3 separate regions of the Mus musculus genome follow, and regions 1 and 2 are each linked to region 3. Evidence: chromatin loops called from intact Hi-C (ENCODE). Cell type or tissue: left cerebral cortex. All regions are shown on one strand. Region 1 has its middle 19 kb from the start of Gm36001. Region 2 has its middle 15 kb from the start of Gm36169. Region 3 overlaps Gm36063 (a long non-coding RNA gene).

Region 1 (8,000 bases), 53 kb after region 3:
TCTGACCTGTCTTGACTGCCTCTACACACAGTTTCAAACAGTAACAGAGTCCATATATCAGAACAAACAAGACCAAAACTATCAGACCTACCCACAAAGGGTCAATGGGAGAAAAAAGCATAACTACACAGCGAGGATCTATTGATCACTACACCGAGGTTATCATAGTTCCTTAACTTGTCCCCAAACCGGGAACTTTAACTTGTCCCAAAGCCAGGAACCTTATCATTACTTTGTGCCTCCTTCCTGGCAACTTTATACTTGCCTCAATTTTATCCGAGGTCCTTCCCAAACTCCTGGGGTCGCAAGTTTCACTTACCGTGAACTTACCCTGCCTGCAACCACTGACTGCTGAAAGTTCTGAACTCGGTGGGGGAGTCGGATCCCCTGCCACCAATTGTCTCGTCCGCTCTCGACCAGCAAGAACGACATGACACGACCACCAGTCCTTCTAACAGCAGTTTATTCAGTCTTCATCTCTCTTCTTTCTCTTCATCAGTACCGTTCCCCAGCTGAAGAGTTCTGAATCCACGCCGGATCCTTCTCAACAGTCTGTTTTACGGGAACTTTTATTAACCACTCCTTCCCCGTGATGCAGTTCTGAATCCTCCCTGTAGCAGGGGGTCTTCGCTTGTGCCTGAAGATGTTTCTTGTCCCGGGTTTCAGCACCACTTCTTGCGCGCACTCAACTAGTCAGGAAGAACGACGCTGCAACAGGATCCTTCTGCACACGTTTATTCAGTCCTGTTTCTTCTTTCTCTATATATCTCCCTTGTTTATATCTCCCTTGTTTATATCTCCCCTGTTTATATCTCCCCTGTTTTTATATCTCCTGTTTATATCTCCCTTGTTTATATCTCCCTTGTTTTTATATCTCCCTTGTTTATATCTCCCCCGAACCCTGGGCCTCTCACTCCTTTTATACTCTCATCCACGCACAGCAGGCCACGCCGCCTCACCAGGCACGCAGCCTCAGCTAATCAGGGCAGCAGGGGCATATCTCCACCAAATTGGATTCACCTGTATCCTGGTACACCTGCGCAGCACTCAAGATGTTTGTGTCTTATATGAGGAAGTCAGGTGCAAGTCATATGACTTAGCTGCAGTCCCTGGCGCCTTTGGGACTGCCGCCACACCCGCTCCCCACACTGACAGTGGTCACACATAGCTGCAAGGGAGGCTGAACACTAGAGTCTTGAACTGAGTTGATGATACTGAACTTTCTATTACTATGGGAAAAACGAAGGATATTGTGATAGATGATAACAATCCCTACCACCAAGTACACAGAAATCTCCTGAGAGCATAAGCTGGAAGTTTGGGGAATAACCAGGATAAGAAATCTCTTCCAGCATCACTCAGTGGCCTCTGTAGTAACTGTTGCTGCTTCAAGCCTGTAGCATTCCATCTATTCATTTTCCATATCTTCTTTATATGCCTCTTTCTATGTCAACAGTGTCACTTGGAGTTGTATCCTAAAATGTAAATCTAATGATGTCACTTCCCTATTTACATTTTCTTTGTTGGCCATCCATTGCCTATGGGGCCAAACCTACTCTGATTATCAAATCCTTAGAACCTTAACACATGTGTGATGACTCTCATGACTGTTGCATCATTACCCTAAAGACTGAGCTCCTCCAAATGCTACAACATCTCATTTCTCTGACTTTGTAAGCCCTGAGTTTATGATACAGGAATCCCTGCCTTTTGGGAGTAGATATAGCTCAGTCTTCAAACACTGAGGCTCAAGGCATGGCTAATATTTTTTTCTTCCTGATAAGCTCTTCTGTGCACCATTCTCTACAAAGACAGACAAAAATCAAAATTAGAGCTATGGTATGACCCATCTATAACACTCCTAGCTGTGTACCCAAAGGACTCCAAATTAGCATGCCACAGATACACCTGAACATTCATGTTTATTAGAACACCAGTCACTATAAAGAAGTTATGGAATCAGTCTAGACAGGCATTAACAGATGAAAAGTGTGGTGGTTTGAATATGCTTGGCTCATGGGACGTGACATTATTAGGAAGTGTGGTCTTATCAGAGGAAACATAGTCTTGTTAGAGGAAGCATGTCACTGTGGGGGTGGGCTTTGAGGTCTGCTAATGCTTAAGCTCTGCCCAGTGCAGAAGAAAGTGTCCTTCTGGCTGCCGTCAGATCAAGTATAGAACTCTTGGATCTTCTAGCACCATGTCTGCCTGCATATTGTTGTGCTTCCCTCTGACGGTAATGGACTGAACCTCTGAAGCGGTAAGCCAGACCCAATGAAATGTTTTGCCTTTATAAGAGTTGTCTTGGTCATGATGTCCCTTCACAGCAACGAAACCTAAACTAAGACAAATGGATAAAGGAATTATGATACCGTAGAGAGTAGAATTTTATTCAGCCATGAGAGATAAGAACAAAATAAAATTGCATATATGTATGAATATGTCATTATGAAACCCATGCCTTTGTATGCTAATTTAAAGATAAATAAGACAAAATTTTCACCTTCTCTGTGTGCCACACATCTTAGGTACAGATATAAAACAGTGCTTATGTAACAGCTACTCTATATAGCACTGACATTTCTGGGTATCTTTCTATTGCTATCATAACAATACACTGCCATCTTTTTTTTCATTTGAGTTTGTTATATATAAGTATGCTTTCTATATTCTAGGACACCTCCTCAGAGTGGGACTGCTGTATAGGAATTTACATCTTTAGCTCACATCTATAAAAGTAATTTTATTCACATGAGCTGTACTAAAAATGTTTGCCTCAGTTTTGAACCAAACCAAAAAAGAGAGAAAAAGACAGCCACCTAATGCCCAGTGTGTGCAGCTTTGAGACCCAGGGCCAGCATTGACTTAGCTTGGGTTAGAGTTGTGTAGTTGACACAGTGAGAACTCATGTGTGCTCAGGGCTGCCCTGTGTATGTCACTGCAGCAGTGAGGACTTGCAGGGGAATGGGGGTTGCGGTGGGGGGAATGGGTGGAGAAGGATTCAGGGGAGGAGCTAGGCTGGCTTACACCACTTCTTCTCTCAGAAGCTAATTCAATCCTACAATGCTTACACACTGCCATGGGACAGTATTCATGTTTTCATGAGGGTGGCAGTCCCTTGGCCTGATTCCCTTCCTCTACACCACTGTTCTTAAAGGTTCCACAGTGTCAGTGATGCTCATAACCAAACAATAGTCAATGTATATGTAACCAGGAAGATTCTGAGTTCAAGGCCAGCCTTGGGATACAATGTGAGACCCTGTTTCAAACAAACAAAAAAGTGTTTATCTCCTAGAACTATTCTTAAAGTTATTTCACTGTATACTACTTAGAGTGCAGCTAAGTTGCTATAGCATAAGTAGCCTAAGAGATCTTGAGAAATGGAGTAGTCTCAATCTGAACAGAGGTGTCTGCTACATGGGCACAATATTTCTCAAACTCAACAAACACACATCTAAGATTTGTGTATTACATTACATATAAATGTTTTATCCAATGAAAAAAATTTATTGAATCTATTTAATAGTATACAGGCTAAAATGTTCAGGATAAGATGTTTGCCATTCTCTTGGAATTCTCCCAAAAATGGAAGAAAAATTGATGGTGGATAGGCAGGTGCAAAGATGGCAGGATATGTGATATTGGAAAGTACCATGAATAGCTAACAGTGTAACTTGGCCTGTGCGTATATAGATATGCACTGTGTAATTCTTTTAGCTCTACTGTACTTCAAAATTTTCACAGTAAATATGAATAAAAAGATCTTATAAAATGGCTTTAAAATTATAGTTGGTTTTTTTTTGCATTTTTTTTAACCTCAGAAATAACAGCTCAAAGGAAGTGTGGCAGGTTTGTGGGCAGTTCTGTCCCATCTGTCCATTCAAAGGTGCCAGGCCTGTGGGCAAGGACTCTGTTGCTTCCAGATTGTCAGATCATTGCTCCATCATTCTCTAGGCTCAAAGGCCTTGTTCTTGTCTAGAACCAAAATTGGGCCATTGTCTTTTGATTGACAGATGGGCATCATGAAGACTGGGAAACTGTCCTTCCCAGTACCGGGGCTTTCTGGCTCACTGAATGTTCAACAGCTCTCCATTTGAAGTCTTGCAGGACAGAGTGAACTTCCTGTGTTGTGTAAGCTGGATGTCCCTGCATCTGTATATGAGAGCTTATTTTCAGTAGGCTGAAATGAACCAGAAATATGATACAGAAATATTAACCCAGAAGATGTGGTAAGTTTGTCAGGAGGCAGGAGAGATGTGTATCTCCCAATGTCCAGACTCAGCAAGGTTAGCCATAGCTTCTGTCTATATTTTATTGGAAGAGCTGAGTCACAGTGCCACGTGTGACCTTAAGGGAGGCTGAGGAATAAGGAGACCCATGCTCAGAAATAACAAGAGTGACCTCCACCAATGTCGCAAACATTCTGGAACACCATTTACCTTGTGAAATCTGGACACCTCCAGTGATCCCAAAGTTCTTTAGCCAGTGTGAGCCTGTTACACACCTTTGAAATTTTGAAGCAAAATATGGACTCTGAAATTAAATAATTCTTAAAGCAAAGTTTATTGAATGAATGAATGAATGAATGAGAGAACAAATCAATAGTAGAATCAATAGCACATTTTTAGACCATAAATTTCTCATGTGTCTACTTTTAGGCATGGTAAACAAGTCGCATTCTGAACATATAGATCTACAGCATATCCACTCATGCTATGGGGTCATTCAAACCATCTAATATTCAGATCTCTTTTCCATATTTATTCTTCCTATGAATTCTGAATTCATTAGCATCAAACTTCACTATTTCAAGATGTTTACTAAACAATCTTAGATATCTTGGTAGGAAAACACTTAACCTGGTTAATGGTGGAATTTACTTTGCTCTTTGTTCATGCAATGGAATAGCATAATTTGGATCAAAATAATATTTGCTTGCTTAGCACCGGTGGCCCATAGACTTGCATTTATCTCTCCTTTCCTTTTAAACCTGCATGACTATCTGGAAGACAGATAACTGTATTCCTCCCAGGATACTCTGACAGTGTGATTTTATTAACCCATGTTTAGCCTTTGATGAATCGATTCAGACTGCTGACTCTTCCTTTCCCTTCTCTAATCTTTAACTTGGGGTTTAAGGAAACATGATGTTGTTCTAAATATTCTTTAGTTCAAGCATTAACTCGATCATGACTGAACACTGTACCTAATTCTCCCTCTGGTGTTCCATAGTTTGTTCTCAGGAAGTCTGAAGAACTGTCCTTTCTGGTTCTTAGAAAATTCTTTCCTGAGCAATCTGAGGTCCTCTTGCTCTGCTTCATTTCTATCACGGCCTCCCCTGAAGTCCTCGATAAGCAGTGGATTTCTCTGGGCCCATTAAATGGAATCTTTGCTTTTTGTGCAAAAGCACTAGGAGGTGAACCATGGAAAAGAACCGTTTTAAGTCTAGGCAGTCAAGAAGGGACCCATCAATCGGACGGGAGCAAGAGCAAATGTCTGCGGACGTTGGGATGAGGTGCTCCTTTTGTTTCTCGGGGCGGTACTATTTTGCTTGGGAGGTTACAAAGTTCAATGTCCTCAGGGCCATCTTCATTTCTGATATTGAAAACAACTGGATGTCCCCAAGGCCACCCTCAGGTTCCATAGTTTGCCAGAAGGATTCATGGAGCTCAGAAAAGTCACTGTGGTCATAGGGTTTTTAACAGCAAGAAGTTACAGATCAACCAAGGGATGCAAGATCCTCAGGTGACACAGGAAAACACCTGTGTCTCTCCCCAGTGCATTGTGTGACCCCGGGTGTGATTAACCAGGAAACTCTCTTCCATCTAAATGCTTTGCAGTCATGTAGAGGTGTCCTACACACTCAATTGATCATTTGTGAAAGGGAAAGAATGCCCTGTCTCCACAAGTCAGGCTGATACTGAGCTATCTAGGGCTCGGTTGTGTGACAAGAGTTTTCCTAAGGAGATGGAACAGGCACACACACACACACACACACACACACACACACACACACACACATATGTGCTCACATGCTCACATACGCATGCATGTATACATACACATCTATTCACACCAGATAGGGAGCCCATGACAGTCAAAAGTACCGAGATCATGAAAGTCAATTTGATAAATCAATGAGTTTTATTGGGTGAGGGGTTACTTACAGGAGCAGAAATGATTCTAAGACAGTGGCATCATCAAATCCCACCACAGCATGGGTAACAGTTCACAGGAGCTGGGAATCTGGAGCACACTACACAACCTGAAGGCAGCTCAACAGTCCTTTCCAAGTGACTCAGTTGTTATAAATCTCTTCCAGGCAACTCAGCTGGTCCCTGCTTCTCCTGGGCCCCTGGTCTGGTTTCAGAGTCTTCTTGGTAGCTTGGAATGTCTGAGCGTGATTCTCGGCAGCTTTTATAGCTTACTCTCATGAGAGGAGGGACCTAGTCAATCTGTTCAGTTTCAGGGAGTTCCTGAAGCTATTTTGTTTACCCACTGGTTTAAGAAGCTTCCCTGGAGGGTGGAGTATTTCAGTCTCCAACATGCTCCCACCATAAATCACATCACTAGCATGGGCTCTTGGGTACAATCAAGGCCCCTATGGAATCAAGTACATTGTTATCTCATAAACCCTTCATGAACCTTAGGTATAACCTCTTATAAGCCAAGGGCAAAGGTCAAAACTCTTCCCTGAGATTGTCATTGCCTACATAGGAGTTCTTTTCTAACACAGTGTGATCTCTCTCTCTCTCTCTCTCTCTCTCTCTCTCTCTCTCTCTCTCTCGTAGATCAGAGGGTTGAATCTGTGGTCTCAAAACTGTGAAAGGAGACAAGGGTCCAAAATCTGGGCAGAAGTTGGGCTACAATGAAGAAGAATGTCACTCCCAGAAGACTCAACTCCAGGAGCTTGTTTTCATTGAGTTTCATTATTTAAAAAAAAAAATCTAGGACTTGAGTGGTCCAACTAAAACCACTTAACATTTTTTTCAGCCACATTGGTACTTGAGTCACATTGGTTATGATGAGTAGTCGGGACACCTGAAAGTTGCCTGGGTATATATAGCTTGGCCTAGTTGTAGAGAAGCCAATCATATCCAAAATAACTGATGCTCTGCATGTGATGATGGACAGGCACAGCAGCCAGGTGCTCAAGCAGATGACACCCAGATAACATCTGAGAGGACAAGCTGTCCTTCTCCTCGAGGAGGGAAATGGAGAAGCCAATGCTACTCATGAAGACCTCTCACATGTTAAACCACAAATAACAGGGTCTGTCCCCATCCTTGTCTTGCCTGGAGAAGAAGAGTTGCAGCCAAAGTCTTCCTCTTTCTCATTCCCATAGCTAAGTCATGTTAGTTTGGGATGGAGTTTCTGCATGTTGAGGATCTCTAAGGCGAAGATGGAAGATTCTTGCATATAGACTTTGAAAATATCTGTAGCTAATACTCTAATCAATCTCCATTGGGTGCTTTATTCTACTTAGGATAAAAACACACAATTCATAAGAGTGTTAGGATGCTCTCTCTAGAACTCATCCCAAGTAGAACATCCTCTCTCCATGAAGGTTGAAGTAACAGACACAGCTCTGGAGAATGGCAAGTCCAAGATCAAGATTCTAGCAAACTCAACATCTTATGGGAACCCACTTCCTTGCTGGCTATCTTTCACTCTAGCATCTCATAGCAGAATAAGTATTTCTAGGGAGGCTGCTTTTAATCCTGAAAAACCCACACCCCAATGCCTCACTTCTCATTGTCACCTACAATGCAGGATTTGATCCTATGAATTGGGGAGGGGGCAGTTCAGATCACACCGTCTTTAGTAAACCCCCACCACATGCAATGTGCATGTTCTCTTGTACATACAAATCTGTATGGATTGTGTGACAATAGCATCTAGTTGCACCATGAAAAGGAGGTGATGGGGATCCAGTGACCTCTTCATCTCCTCTTCTTGGACACCAAGAGCTTCAGAACATTTGAGAACCTGGAGAAGTC
Region 2 (8,000 bases), 70 kb before region 3:
TATGTCGAGAGTTTCCTGTTCTTGAGTTAATGATCGACCTGCATCAGGTGTGAGGTTTGGGGTAGGTGAACTATTCCTGTTGTGGCTGCTGGTGGTGGCCCAGCTGCTCCAACACCATTCTTGGGTGGGCTGGCCCTCGCTCATCTGCTCTCACTCCTGGCTCCTGTGGGAGTCTGTGTCTAGGTCCCCGGTTTCATTCTGGCTTTGCCATGGAGAGGTAGATGCAGCAGAGTATAGTTGAGTCACGTCTTAGGACTCAGCTGGTAGCAGGCACTCAGTCTTCCACCTCTGGGTCTTTGCTGCCCATGTGCATCACAGCACCACAGCGCAGCAGCTTCAGGAGGCCGAGGACTCGGTGTTTCTTCTTCTATGTGGGCCACATGGCCCTCTGCCTAGCAGGGACCCAAGATTTGTTGCCTAAAATGAATAAGGGTTCACTGGCTGCATGCAGCCTGCATTCTAAAGGAGTCACAAGAGAAAGTTCTTTGCTCCCATGGCGACTATTTCACAAATGAGGGGCCGAGACGTTTTTCTATGCTGCGCTGGTGGGGAGTTTTTTTTTTCCCCTCTCTTTTCTTTTTTGTATGGCACAGTTCTAGAGAAAACAGATAGTCCTGGGCTGCATTTCCTCCCCCTCCATCAAAATGAACTAATTATGTTAAGTCCTATGGGGAAAATAATATATTTTTGTACCTAAATTTACCTATTCTATTCTATTTAAAATGCTGTGAAAGGCAGAGTAGGCACTGCTTCCACAGCCAGGCATCTCTGAGGCATTCTGTGGGATGGGGGTGGCCGGGTTCTGGCCTTTGTTAGGAAACGGTCCCTATGAGGTCGCCCTTGCAGCTGTGATGCGTGTTCCTGCTAAAGAATTGATAAGAAACCATCCCTGACCTTCTGTGGGTCATGAAAGCAGCAAAATAAGGTGGGTTTGGAGAGAGAGAGAAAAAGAGACAGAGACAGAGGGAAGACAGAGAGACACAGAAACAGAGAGACACAGAAACAGACAGAGATACAGACAGAGAAAGACACAGACACACACACAGAAACAGAGACAGATAGGGACACAGACACATACATTAGAGACACACACACACAGAGATACAAACACACACAGACACAGAGAAAGAGAGACAGAGAGACATAAACACAGAAAGAAACACAAAAAGAGACACATAGAGAGACAGAGATATACAGAGAGAGACAGAGACATATCGATAGGGACACAGACACACAATGAGAGACACAGAGAGAGAGATACAAACTCACACACAGAGACACACAAACAAAAAGAGAGAGACAGAGAAAGACAGAAACAGAGAGAAGGGGAAGGAGGGAGGGGGAGTGATTTTGAATCCAGGAATCTATGCATGTTAGACTTGCCCTTTACCGCTGAGGCACCTCCCATCCCACAGTTAACTTTTGCTTCTGATAGTACTGAGCTGCTGGAGTTGACATGTGTACGTCTCATCTCCTCCCCATCAAGGGGAGGAGGGGCACCAGGAAGCCATCCGGAGAACTCCCAGTTCCTTCTCAGATGTTCAGTTTCTCACGTCTCTGCTTCCGACAGTCTGGTGCAGTAGACAGTCGACAAGATTGGAAAAGCTGGCCCCGAGTCTAAATTCTCAGAAACCCCATGTTCTTTCCTTTTAAAGTCAGGGGAACGTGGTGGTGTGTTGCTCAATGACATAAACATGTTCAGCAAAATGCTGAATTAGGCGATTCCACCACTGGGTGAACATCAGAGTGCTTGCACGAAGATATTACCACTTTACATGGTGAGGTGGGGCAGCGAGCCACCCCCACCCATCAGCTCGTCACCAACGTTGATATGATGGGTGCTAACCTCACTCGGAATATAGCACACAGTCTAGCCCACTATCTTCAGAAGACTGAATCATAGAGAGCGATGATTTTTAAGTTGCCACTTGGTGCCCATCTGTGGTAACTGGCTCTCTTATCCTTTCTCACTACCGCCACCTACAGGGCATCGTGCAACTCAGCTTGACCTTTGACCGTAGACTTGGTATATGGATGGGGCTGGCCCTGAATGTCTGATTACTGTGTCTGGCCTCTGCCCCTTTCTTGAGTATTTCTGTCAACCAGGTAGATGCTCTCTTTCTCGAGGAAGGTGGGACTCCACTGAAACCTTACCTGCAGTTTAAATGTATTTCCTTTGTGTGGTGAAGAATTTGACATTTTACTTTCAAGACAATCATACCAAACTATTTACCTAAACCCAAACCCAATTATCTCTATGCTTAATCTTCAGAGCCACAAAACTGCGTATAAAAACAGTGAACAGATAAATGCTGTGTGCAGGAACTTTGAGAACAACAGTGTTGGGTCATGAAGCTCTGGCTAGACGTGTATCTAACGGTGGACTATTCAAAAGTCAAATACAGCTGCAGTGTTTAAGTGTGGCTTCAAGGGATTATTGCATAAGGAACAGGACTACATTTTTAGCAACATGACAGGCCTCCATTTAAAAAATAAAAAGAAAGAAAAGTCTAAATATTTAATGGGCATATGTCAAGCTTCCCAGAAGAGCCATGCAAAGCTTCGGCGTCCGGTGTTTATTTTAAATAGGTTTTATGTAGCTCAAGGTGGCCTGGAACTTGCTGTATAGTCAACAATGGCATTGAACCCCTGATTTTCCTGCCTCTATCTCCTAAGTGCTGGGCTTACAAGGATGTCCCACTATGCCTAGTTAGTACAGTACTGGGCACCGTACTGAATTACTAGGCAAGCACTGTGCCAAGCGAGCTACATCCGGAACTGAACCATGACTAAGAGTTCGAAATTCTGGGTATTACAGCAGCTTCGAGAAGAACTTGAACAATAAATAAATCCAAGGAAGACGGGTGTAAATATACTTTGTTGTGGCAGTTCACTGAAAAGTGATAATGCACATTGTCTTGACTACACAATTAAAAAAGAAACCTAATAACGAATGGCATTTCCAAGCATCTCGGATGGTACTTCGTCCTATCTACTTGCATATGGAGTGTGTACAGACCACTTACAGACAGGATTGGGTTCCTGGAGCAAAGAGGACAGAAGCAAACATTTACTGTACACTCAAGTCTTACTTAACCCTCACAAGTACCCATATGCCCTTGCGGTCATCATGTTACAGGTGGTGAAACCATCTCTTTCTATTCTTTGGCTTTGCCCAAGGTCCCTGTCTTAATCCTTTTGGGCTGCTATTAAGACACACCACCATAGGCTGGGGGGCTTATAAACAACAGCAAAAATTGTTTCTCTCTGCTCTAGAGGCTGGAAGTGCAATATCCAAATGGTGGAAGATTCAGTATCTGGTGTGCGCCCACTTCCTGATTCATGGAAGACGTTGCCTTACTGTGGCCGCCATGATGGCAGGTCAAACTGTAGTCTTCCAGGCTCTCACAAGGACACAGAGCCTTCGGAGGGCTCTATTTTTCAGCACAATCACCTCCCAAAGGGCAGATCTCTTAGTGCCGTCACGCTGCGGACCAGGTGTCACCCGATGGATTTTGGGGGACAATTTAATTCCCATGTAGGCACAGTACTGGCTCATTTCTCTCCACATCTCGCCATGGTGGCATAGACATCTCTGCGTGCTTCCCACAGACCGGGGCCTCTTTTTTTCTCACAGGTCCCCAAACAGCTGGACCACAGCTCTGGCACCGTTACAGACGTTCATTTCCCCAGCTGCGGCTTCCTTTCTTTGCGCATTGTCAAAAAGAAGCCCAAGTCCGTGGCTCGGGAGGCACAGTGGGACTAACCCGAGAGTCCCTTTCAGTCAGCTCACACTGTAGTTCTCTTTGAAAGCACTGAATATTTTCTCCTCAGGAAAGTGCCCTCAGCATGTCACTGCTGTGCCCGGCCCGCAGAGCTTCCCTTCCACAGAGGGCTCTCTGGAGCTCCTGCCTTCTTCCTCTTCTAATAGCAGCAGCAACAAATGCCAACCCCGAGGGCAGACTCCAGCTGGGCTGTGTCCCAGCCTGTATTCTTTCTCTGTGTGGCTCTTTTGGGGCCAGAATATTTTAAAAGCCTCTGGTGACTCAGTCAAAGATCTCATTTCTATTTCAAGGTGGCTCCCACATGCCAGGCAGTGCCAGCCCTGTCCTGGGAGCCTTTCACAGTGAGAGTCTTATGAATAACCCACAGGACAGCTTTAAAAGGTCTTAGCGATGGGATTCTACTTTCTAATTTGACTTTTTTTTTGTTGTGTTTTAACATGCAGAGATTTTGTTTTGATTTTTAATTGTGAGTGTTTATGTGGGGGTGTGTATGTGTGAATGAGGGGTACCCCTGGAAGACTGACAAGGGTGCCAGATGCCCCTGGAGATGAAGTTATGAGCAGACATGAGTCTTCGGACATGATGCTGTGAACCAGACAATGATCCGTTGCAAGAGAAGTACAGGGTTTGAACTGTCAAGCTATCTTTCCAACCCTTGTTTTTGAGATGGTGTTTTGGGCAGACTATCCTGAATCCAGGAGGTTTAGGCCATGCTCCTGCCTCAGCCTGCTAAGTACTTGGTACTGTGGGTGCCTACCACAACCCTGGGTTCTTCAGTGTTCTGTCCATGGCTGAGAATGATTACAGTCTGTCTGTCTGTCTGTCCGTCTCTTTCTCATGGAATGCTCTATGGATTTTTGCAGCATCTTTGCATAGAGGACAGGCTATTTTCTGGATGGTTCCAAGTTTTAGTCTATGTGCTACCAAAGTTAACACAAAGATTTACTCAGTCCTATTGTATGAGTTTTACTGTATGAGTATTAGTTTTGCCTACACATACGTATGTGCAACACATTTGTGCCCGGTTCCCACAGAGGAAAGAAGACGACATTAGATCCCCTGGTGCTGGAGGTACAGGTGGCTGTGGGCCACTACGTGGGTAATCGGAGCAGAGTCTGGATATTCCACAACCATTCCTAACCGTCGATCCATCTCTCCAGCCCCGGCTTTTATATTTTTATCTAACCTTATTGGGGTGAGCCAGCCTCTGAAGGATTTAAGGTAACCTTATTTATGTAGCCTCTGAAGAATTTTTTTTTAGGCCAACTGGAAAGCTGTCTCTGGGAATCAAACATTGCATAAATGATTTCAACTTAATCTCAAGTAAAATATCCTTCTCCCTGTTCTTGGCTCCCCCCTTTTCATGAGAAAAGATAAAAAGTAAAAAGCCAATAACACTTAATACTTGGTTCCCGGAAGGAACTCCTCTGGGTGTGCCTGCAAGCAGCTGTTACACTATCATCCAAGGACTCCATCTGTGCCCCAAGAAGAAATTGAAGATAGGGACTCTTCACAATGGAAGATACGGCTCTGCCACACACTGCTGCGCTGTTATTAACCAACAGTCTGGGAAAGGGGGAAGCATGGTGTCCAATGTGCACCAGGCTCTGCTGGCTAGTTGCAAACTCAGGACCACACTGACCACCATACTAAACTCTGTGAGACATGAAACCAGAACCAGTGACTAGGAGAAAGAGATTTATAGGGAGGAGTGTGTGTGTGTGTGTGTGTGTGTGTGTGGCACTGATGGGGCTAGAGGGGAGCTGAAGAGGTAAGAGGTACTGAGTGAACGTGTATGAAAGCGTGAAAGAACAAAATTCACTGACAAAAAAAAGAATTATTCATAACATCATTGCACTATGTAAATGTTAATTTTGCTAAGCCTTACTTTCAGGTTTTCTCCTTTCTTTTTTTGGTAAAATGTTGTCTTCTCACATGAAGACGGTAGTTAGGGCAGTGGCAGCCTTTCTGTAGCTGTGAGAAAAAGATCATAAAGATTGAAGTGCAGGGCTGGTGAGATGGCTCAGTGGGTAAGAGCACCCGACTGTTCTTCCGAAGGTCCAGAGTTCAAATCCCAGCAACCACATGGTGGCTCACAACCATCTGTAACAAGATCTGACTCCCTCTTCTGGTGTGTCTGAAGACAGCTACAGTATACTTACATATAATAAATAAATAAATCTTTAAAAAAAAAAAAAGATTGAAGTGCATGAATGTGAAAGGCAGTAGTGTCCCCAGGGACTCCTTGAAGCCACTGGACAACCACTTAAGGAATCGATGTGGCTGTTTTCCTCTCATTCACAAAGTCTTCCCACTGTCCATCTAATCGGAAGTCGGATATTGTCAGTAATATCATTAACATTATGGGATAATGATCAGGAGCATCTTGGGTGGTTTTTTTGTTTTTTTGGTTGTTTGTTTGGTTCTCCATTTGTGAAAAACTAAAGTTAGAAAACGCACTAATGCACACACTTTAGTGCCCTGAAATGCCTTTCTTATATACAACTCCATCAGACAAGCTGCTTGAAGTAACAGCAGCTTCTGTGCGTCTGTGTGGCCAACTTTGAAGGAAAACCGTGGGAAGCATTCTCCAAGTGAGGTTGAAATGATTTTCATTATGTTAAGTTATTAACGGAATGGGCTCACTGCAAACATTCAGTAAACACCAACGACTTAGTTACGGTTCTATTGCTGTGAAGAGACGCCATAACCGAAGCGACTCTTAGAAAATAGAGCATTTAATTGGGGCTTGCTTGCAGTTTGAGAGGGTGAGTCTATTATCATGGCGGGAAGCGGATCAGCAAGGCACTGAGCAGTAGGAGAGAGAGAGAGAGAGATGAGAGAGACAGAGAGAGAGAGAGAGAGAGAGAGAGAGAGAGAGAGAGAGAGAGAGAGAACACTTTACATCCTGATCCACAGGCTGCAAGGCAGAGGGCGGTGCGTGTGTGCGTGTGTGCGTGCGTGTGCGTGTGCGTGTACGTGTGTGTGTGTGTGTGTGTGTGTGTGTGTGTGTGTGTGTGTTGTGGGGGTGGGCAGAGACTAGGTCCCTTGTGGACTTTTGAAACTTCAAAGCCCACCCCCAACAACACACCTCCTCCAACAAGGACACACCTCCTCCAACAAGGACACACCTCCTCCAACAAGGACACACCTCCTACAACAAGGACACACCTCCTACAACAAGGACACACCTCCTACAACAAGGACACACCTCCTACAACAAGGACACACCTCCTACAACAAGGACACACCTCCTACAACAAGGACACACCTCCTACAACAAGGACACACCTCCCAATCCTTCCAAACAACTCAGTTGGAGACAAAGCATGCAAGCGTATATGCCTATGGAGGGCATTCTCTCTCAAACTGAGGCAGACAGCCCCTAGTACTAGTGTGCTTATGATAAAGGGATGCACAGTTTGAATAAAGATTCTACCATCAGGCTGCTGGCAGAAGACGTATTACTGTTGCTGGCAGGCTAGGCTTGAGTAGGCTATGGGCACACCAATAACCAGGCCAAAACAACACAACCTATCCATCATTCTTGCCGATGCCCATCCGGGTCAGTGTAGCTCTGTACATAGCTCATCTGTAGCTCTGAGATTGATAGAGCCTGTCTGCCATCTTACGGGATCCCTCTCTGGTTTCTTGATCAGGGAAGAGACTATGAGCCATGTGCCTGCTTTTATAGACTCTGCCTGAAAGTGACCTGCATCATTCCTGCTGTGATTTCATTGGTCCAAGCAAGTCGATGGCAAGGAAGGGGACATCATAAGAGGGAAGTAGGATGTGGAGATCTCCATGGAGACGCTATTTTTCACCATCATTTGCTGCATATTGCTGAGATAGGAAGCAGTACAATCTGCCTCCCACTAGCTGGTCCCCTATAGCCACCATTTTCTTCCTTCATAGCAGTAACATGTTCAATTTGTGGACAGACTGTAGCTTCCAGATAAAACCCCTGTTCCTCATCGTTCCTTGCAAGGATGTATGGCAACATTTAACCTTTTAGTCATTAAAACCCGAGCTAAAGCAATAGATGACCCCGGGTGGCCCTCCCACAGGAAGGGACACTCTTTCTCTTTTGTCCCTTCCCACATGCTGCTGGTCGAAGCCTTGATTGACATACAGGTGAATCTTCCAAAGCTGGAAAGCATCACACAGTAGGGGTGAGAAGGCCTGAGGCAGTAGGAGTGTGTGCCTCCATCAAAG
Region 3 (8,000 bases):
AGCCAGGGTTCAGCCCCTCTCCTCGGGCCCCTGTTTCTCCAAACTCTGAATAGCTGAGAGGCCTTTCAGAGAAAGCACGTGGGAACTCGACCAAGATCTAATTACAGAGTTAGACACATGTAGGAAAGAGGGAGCGAGACAGGATCCCCCCCACCTTTCACAGTGCAGGGGAGCAGTATTTGAATATTCTCTGCTTATCTTCTAAGTGGTTAGAATCCAGGTAGACCTCCGTTGTTTCTGTGTTGTTGATATCTCCATCCAGCATCGTCAGAACCTAGGACAGATGGGGTCCAGGCAAAGATCACACGTTACTATGGCTCCTGGGGTGTTTAGAGGTCTTCAGACTGTACTAGCAGCTGATTCAGGAATTGTCTAAGCACAACTCAAAGCTGCTCTTCTCACTTGGATCCACTGGCTCCAAGTCAAGGTCCCCATAGGAGGATGTGGAACATGAGACTTTCTGAAAGTTTTTTTTTTCAGTCCATTTACGGTCATACTTGTCTTCTTGAACTTTAGCTAAAGTAAATAATTAAGGGTGTGCTTTCCTGAATAGCTACAGTGCTAGCTGCAGTATTGTTTGCATTGTACTGGGGGTGGGGTGGGGTGGAGGGAAACCCAGGAAGAGTCCAACAGCCAACCATCGAGGAGCAAGTAAATGAAGTGTGTCATTAATAAAAATCAGGATCTGGGCTCTGCTCTGGGACGGGCAATGTCATTTGTTATCGTTTAAATGCCAAAAAAGGCCCCTTCCAAATCAGCGTGGACGTTGTGATCTCACGTTGCATCTACGTGCTGAGCGCGTTCCTTTTCCCTTCGCTGTGACAAAATGCCTGGCAGAAACAGCTTCAACGGGGAGGGTTTATTTTGGCGGGCAGTGTGAGGACTCAGCCCATCACAATGGGAAAGGCATGGGGGCAGGAGCTGGAGGCAGCATCCACAGTGTCACCAGAGGGCCAGATGCTGGCACTCTACTTTGCATTCTCAAGCAGTCCAGGACCCCTGTCGGTGGAGTGATGTCATCTTCATCCAGGGTGGGGTTTTTTGTTTTTCTTCCGGTGAACTGGCTCTGAAAACACCCTCACAGACATCCACAGGTTTGTCTCCATCGAGCTGACAAGACTAGCTGTTACACATGCCAAACCTAACAATGATCCCCGGGGGAAGATTAAGGTGACTTTGATTGCTGCCTTCTTTGCATGTTGCATTGTCTACTACTGCTGTTACTGGTGCTGTTGCAGTTGATAATGATGGCGATTATTATTATTATCACCACCACCACCACCACCACCACCACCACCACCACCACCACCAACAACAACAACAACAACAACACCATAACCACAGCAGCAGCAACAGCAACAGCAGCAGCAGCAACAGCAGCAGCAGCATCAATCATCAAGTACTATGAGCAATTGCTAAGAATCTAATGTTGTGGTATGGGGAGAGTGAGCCTCTGAAAATGAGGCTGGATGACAGTAAACTTAGTCCCTGCCTCTCCCTAGAGAGCGTCCACAGTCATCAAGGTTGACTCTCCAAGCGCATCTCTTCCCAACTGTACTTCCCAAATCCATCGTAGTTGGATGGGCTGCAGTGGGCCTTACCCACGGGCATCATGTGTTTTCATCTGGCAGAGAAGAGATGTTCCTGACTGATGCCTGGTATTTCCCAGGCCTCCTAAAAGAGTGGCAAATTACAGACACTGGGATCCAACCAAAAGTGCATCTCAACTGAACAGTATCCCCCCACCCCCTTTCCACCATTGTGGGGGACCAGGAAGGAGGTCAATATGCTGTATCCCCCATCCTGAGCTCAGAGTAACTGAGTAGAATACTAAGGACCATGTAGATGGAACCCCCAGCTCTTTTATTTTGACGAACTTGTCCATGGTTACGTCACCCTCTTAGCCGAGTGGCCCTGCTGATACTGCAGCTCTGAAGGAAGCTCGCTCCCAGACCTGTGACTGACTGCACTAAAGAGCTTTTGGCCTCACCATGACTTCAGTGTGGTGCGGCTCTCTACACGCAGGCAGAACCCAGAGAAGAATGGCCTGAGTTCTCCAGCAGAGCACACCCATCAGCCCTAATGGGCCCCTTGGGAAGCATAAAGGAGGGAGACGCCAGAAGCATTATTCTAAAGTAAGGGTCAACACACTGCTCCCAAGAGCTACATCTGGCACGCTGCCGGCTTTTGTAAATTAAGTTTTCCTGGAACGCAGCCACACGTGTTCATTTATGTGTCGTCTAAGGCCGGGTTTGTGTTCCAAAGACACAGTTAGGTAGTAACAGTGGAGACTCTGTAGCCTGGGAAGCCAAAAATGTGTTCATTTATCCCTTTCCAGAAAACGAGTCTTGGCTCTTTCACTACAGGGTGCCCATCATCCAGGAAGTCCAGAAGAGGGGCGGAGACTCCCCGATGTCGTCATCCCTGTTACGCATGCTTGCTAGCTGTCCGCTCTCTGCTGCTGAGTTTCCTTTGCCAGACGTTTAAGCTCCAAAGTCCACCTCCCAGCCTTTCCTCCTCTCCGAAACTTCTCTCAGTTGCCTCGAAGACTGTCACAGTCTAAGTCTTATCTTGAAACTTAATTGATTGGCTCAACCCAGGACATTTTTGGGATGGTTTGGATACAGTTCCAGTGTGTTTCCCAAAGGAGGTTGTGTGCCTGTGTGTGGAGGGTTGGGATGGAGTACAGTTTAACTCCTAGTCACATGGAACAGAATCCAGATAGGATAAGAATGATTAGATGCCCGGAGGCCTGCAGGCCAGGAATACAAGCAGAGCCTCATCAGCATCTTGTACCTCACCTGCTGGCGGCTGCTGGCTCTCCTTGGCATTTGTGGCTACTTCCCTCCCATCCCCCCTTTCCTCTTGCTTTGTACTAAATCTCCTTAATTAAATGTCTTAAATGGATACCATGCTGGTGTTTAGGGCTCACCTAGATGCTCTAGAATAACCCCTATCATCTCAGATGCCTTAGTTTAGTAAAGCCTAGTTTTCCAAACATGGTCTGTTTCACGGCTTCTGGGAATTAGGTTATGTGCACATTTCTCTCTCTCTCTCTCTCTCTCTCTCTCTCTCTCTCTCTCTCTCTCTCTCTGTGTGTGTGTGTGTGTGTGTGTGTGTGTGTACTGTGGAACTTACTATGAGAACCCAGTCCTGGACTTGACTAATAGGAGAGGAGGTCTGGTTTGTGTGAGGATTTTTGTAAAGCTGTAGAAAGATTTGGGGGGGGGGGGGTGGTGGAAATGTCCAGGGGGAGGAACATCACTGTCCCCTTGGTATCTAAACCTCCTCTGCCCAGAAACCAAGTCCATTTCCACTGGCACAGGACATGGGCATGGCTACTTTTCTCATCGCTGTGACAAAAAAAACCAACAAAAAGAGTTTAAGGAAGGGGAGGTTTGAGGGCTGAAATCTGTCCTTGCAAGAGGAGGTGCTGGCATGGCAGGAGCCAAAGACAGGTGGTCACAGTGCATTCCACTGTGTTAGACTCAGGTGTTACCTAGGCGACGCCAGTCAACCTGACCATTAGGATTGCCTGACAACAGTCTGTTCCTACAGACTGTCGAAGCTTTTGCCTGAGAGTCGGGGAGAGGAACTGAACAAGGATTCATATTTAATTGCATAATTCAGACCCCGGAGCTGTATCTCCGCCTCATTTTCTCCAATTAAGTATGAAGAGAATGTGAGGGACCACGGCCACCCCCCAAGGGAGCAACTGGAATGTGTTTCTTGTGAACTTCCTGTGTCTCAGGACAAGTGTTGGTTTCAGCATCTTTGTCTTGAAGTAAGGAGGCTTCTTGCAAATGCCATCTTACCTCAAGACTGTAAACACTTCAACTGCCTTTCAAATACAGCCAGAGACCCACCCAGCTCCAACCTCTGGGTCCCATTCTCTGTGACCGTGCCTCTCAGATGGAGTACCCTGTACCAGGGGCTGTCAGCTATTTTAAACGATGCTTAGAAATCAGTTTCTTTGTGGCAAGGACCACAGAAACATCTTTATAAGGCACAGATTTCTCAGCATCCCATTGGCACAAAAACACGGGGGCCCGGCTAGAAAAGAGTGCTGCTGTGTTTTTAGAATCTGGGTTCTTTTATTCTTAGGTAATGGGGCTCATTCAGTTTCTATAAATCCTACTTGCCCTTCTGTGGTCTGATTTCAAAGGAGCGTCCCGTGCCTCCAAGCAGCCTTTCCAAAATGCCAAGGCCTACGGCTGCTCTATTTAGGTGGCAGAACTGATATGAGTTTCTGTTTTGGGCAGAGGGTGAAATAAGGAACTTTCTTTTGAGTGGGCCGTTCTCAGGACGCAGCTTGGCAACATGGCCGACTCCCCGCACATGTGCCCAGCATATGTTGGTCTTTCGTCTAAATACTGAGCATGAATCACTCTGGCTCTGCTCAGTGGGGATTGTCAGAGCGTGCTGTTCCGCCAGCAGGGAAAGCAGCATTTGATTTTCTGGGAGTGAGGTGATGGGCACTTTTTTTTTTTCCTCAGTAAAATATGAACAGTGAACACTGTCAGTCCCCACTGTGAGGACTTAGGGAAAACAGAGCCAAATGACCGTTGGATGACGTCCCCTCAGTGGGGAGCTTCTAGATAGCTTTTCTGCAGGCTGCAGGCTGCAGCATGCAGGCAACCTCTGGAGAGAAGGAGGTCCTGGACAAAGCCCCAACTTGCCAGGAATTCCCGAGGCAACAGGAAAATGCTGAATTGTGAAAAGTCTGGAGTGAGCTGGCCCACATCTCCTGTTTGGCTCTGATGAAGTGAGCCACTCCCAGCTCCCCAGAGGCACAGTCCTCCAGTAAATGGGGTTCTGGTAGTTCACCTGTGACATCTGGTCCCTTACAATCGCCAAGGGCCTGTATCCCTTTGGAGATTACACTTTGAGAGCTTCAAGAATTTTCTAGTGGTTGGAGCAACTCTGGGCAAGGTGGACCAACTTGAACTTACTGCTGGAAGATTTTTCTTTGGGGACCCTCCATGTTTGATATTGGAACCCTTCAGTCCCTTGGGGATATTAGGTTCTTTGAGGTCTCCATGGAAACTCAAAAGGTCAAATATTTCTAACATGCTCTAGTAGCCTGAGCATATTTTTTTGGAAGGTAGAAATCCTGAGCACTGGAGAAGAAAAATCAAAAGTGATCCAGTCTGAAGGGATCTTATGAACAGAAAGCCAGAGGCCTCTGATGGATGTGTGACCCATCCACCCAACCACATGCACACGCTTACGGTTTATCGAGCCCCAAGATCAGATGGCTGACAAGGAAGGTGTGGAGAAGGGGGAGGAGGGAGAAAGGAGAAGGGACAGAGACTGGAAGATGTCCTGGTTTCCAATGACACCTTCCTCTTCTATGTTCAAGTTCTGACAGTGGAAGGGCTTATGGGGCAGTAACTTGGCAACTGAAAGAATGCTGACCCAGTGAGAATGAGAGCGAGAGAAAGAGAGAGAGAAAGAGAGAGAGAGAGAGAGAGAGAGAGAGAGGAGAGGAAAGAGGAGAGAGATCGCACTCGAGAGAGACAGGCAGAGAGAGCGATAGACAGAGAGTGAGAGACAGAAAAGAGAAGAGAGAGGAGCAAGAGAGAGAGCAAGAGTGAGATAGTACTTGAGAGAAACAGAGGAAGAGTCGGAGAGAGAGGCGAGCACAGAGGAGATGCAGAGGGAGGTGCCTCGTCACTCTGTTCCACAGAGGCTTGGGGTGCTGCTCAGGGAGAGATTACCCAGAAGCTCACACTGCTGTCCCAGGGCATCTTGTACTCATGGGAATTTTGTAGCCAGCCGGGACCCGTTCTCTCTGGCGACCCTTCTTGTCCATCCTTATTCCTACTCATCATCACTAGCACCTGGGCTCATGGAAGCATCAACAGAGATGCAGAGCATTTAAAGAGAGGCATGAGCTGAGCCCAGGGTCCCTGTCTTAGGGTTTCCATTGCTGTGAAGAGACACCATGACCAAGGCAACTCTTATAAGGACAACATTTAATTGGGGCTGGCTTATAGGTCAGAGGGAACCTGTCCATTATCATCCTTTATCATCAAAGTGGGAACATGGCAGCATCCAGGCAGGCATGGCGCTGGGGGAGCTGAGAGCTCTACATCTTCATCTGACTGCAGTCAGAAGACTGGTATCCTCAGGCAGCTAGGAGGAAGCGCTCAAAACCCACACCCACAGTGACACACTTCCTCCAACAAGGCCACACCTCCCAATAGTGCCACTCCCTGGACCAAACATATTCAAACCCCCACAGTGCCAGAGGCCAGTGTGGGAGGCGAAGCCTCTCCACCTGAGAGGTCAGTGATAGCGTTCTTCTTAGGCAGGTCAATCCTGTGATTCTTCCACATTCCAGAGTCTCTGTCCGAGCTCCTTTCTCTGTGGTCACTTTGTCCCTTCCAGCTCTGTCTGACCATGGCCACATCCCTCGGGCTCCTGGGGAATTTTCTAGAACATGGCAGGCACATTGCCAAAGTCTACTTGTCTCTCCAAGCACAGACCAGAGAGTCTCTTGTCGATGGCTTTTCTGTTTCTGTCCAAGACAAAGCTAGAACTCACAATAAGGCCCGAGGCTAGGCATAAAAAGGCCTGGGAAAGTCCCTCTCTGCTGTGGGTTAGGCTGCCATGGGAGAGGTTTCTAGATTTGCCCCTTCTCAGTTCCAGGTCAGCTAGGGCGACAGACGTTCCAGCTGGGAATATGAGGTGACACGAGAATCTAATTTCAAAGGGCATCCCAGCAGCCCCCTGCCAGTGTTTACACAAGATTCCCATAAAGATGTCCATGTTTGCTGCAGACAGGAAGTAGTCCATTCTCTTTATGGACCAGAAATCAACCATCCAAACAGACAGGAAACAGCTGTGTGCCCCAAGTGTGTGCCGTCTCTCCCACTCCATTTCTGTCATAGGAATACTGCACAACGGTCTAGTCTCATCCACTTTTAAACAAATGTCTACTCTGCTCCGTGTTTGCGTAGCCTCACTAAGGTCTGAATGCCTTGGTCTGCCTCATCACAGAAACGAGTCTTTTCTTTCTGGAAGACTCTAGAATATTCCTTCTCTTGAGGCAACCCAGTATGTTCAAGCCCAGACCAGAACTCAGTTTAGGCAGGGGTCTTAGTTCAGTTTTGTTAGCAAGGTCTTTTTAGGAACCCCAGTTTTCTTGTCTATATAGTGGCCAAAACTAACTCTATGGCAGCTCCCCTTGTGACCCTGGGCTGCTCATATAACCTCTCTGGGCCTTAGTTTCCTTTTCTTTCCTGTGAAATTGGATCAACAATGATGCCTCCGTTCAGTTGCTAATATTGGCCGAGTTACACTGTACTGTGTGTTGGCCACCCCATGCCGCCTTTTGTGAGGGTTCACACGGATGCTGCTGGGATACTGTACAACATGGATGATATGTCAGTGATTCTTACCCACAAATAAACTCCAGGAGCCTCTTCAGGATGGAGCTGTTCTAATTTCTGCCCTTCTCTGAGCCGTGCATGCCTGTGCGGGAGATTGGTCTGTGCTGCGAGTTTTCCCGTGTGGATGTCTTGGCATTCTGACTAACTGTTGAGCTAAAATAATAGACAACAGCACCAATCAACTCCAAGTATAAGGAGACTCGGTGTGGCATAAGTCTTTGATGCTCAAGAAGTATCTCCAGCCGGGCGTGGTGGCGCACGCCTTTAATCCCAGCATTCAGGAGGCAGAGGCAGGCGGATTTCTGAGTTCGAGGCCAGCCAGGTCTACAAAGTGAGTTCCAGGACAGCCAGGGCTACACAGAAAAACCCTGTCTCAAAAAACCAAAAAAAAAAAAAAAAAAAAAAAACTCCAAGTCTATTTCTGGAAACCAGGCTGGACTTGTGACTTCCTTTAAGTAACTGGAAGGGGTAAAGTGATGTCACGTCATCAGATTCTCTAAGCTGGGACACCACCTTCTGTCCAAGGAGGAGGCTGTCACCTACTGGAAGATGACAGGCGTGCGGGGGGTGACCCAAGGAGCCCTGGTACCAACTGCCCATTAT

What was found. Hi-C counts contacts between places; a loop is a spot of excess contacts. Peaks named below come from ENCODE experiments on the same cell type or tissue, not always from the same donor. Only the 100,000 strongest peaks of a DNase experiment are listed, where the experiment ranks them.
Region 1: a loop joins it to region 3, with 8 times the contacts of the local background. A loop is called at or near these places in 2 of 42 quality-filtered maps.
Region 2: it touches region 3 in a loop (5-fold over the local background); 7 of 42 quality-filtered maps call a loop at or near these places.

Annotation. Positions count from the first base shown.
Region 1 is chr16:90,565,943-90,573,942 of GRCm38, reverse strand. No RefSeq gene overlaps it. Among named protein-coding and RNA genes, the nearest start is that of Gm36001, 19 kb to the right of the region's middle. In left cerebral cortex, no CTCF peak of the experiment used is centred here; DNase peaks (open chromatin) are centred at 2,247, 2,765, 3,912 and 7,110; H3K27ac peaks cover 1,652 bases.
Region 2 is chr16:90,688,879-90,696,878 of GRCm38, reverse strand. No RefSeq gene overlaps it. Among named protein-coding and RNA genes, the nearest start is that of Gm36169, 15 kb to the right of the region's middle. In left cerebral cortex, CTCF peaks have their summits at 1,982 (motif pointing left), 3,663 and 3,863; DNase peaks (open chromatin) are centred at 408, 1,601, 1,917 and 4,003; H3K27ac peaks cover 2,625 bases.
Region 3 is chr16:90,618,532-90,626,531 of GRCm38, reverse strand. The region is part of intron 1 of Gm36063 (a long non-coding RNA gene); the gene reads left to right. Among named protein-coding and RNA genes, the nearest start is that of Gm36063, 5.0 kb to the left of the region's middle. In left cerebral cortex, CTCF peaks have their summits at 1,018 and 4,436; DNase peaks (open chromatin) are centred at 2,366 and 4,295; H3K4me3 peaks cover 243 bases; H3K27ac peaks cover 3,126 bases.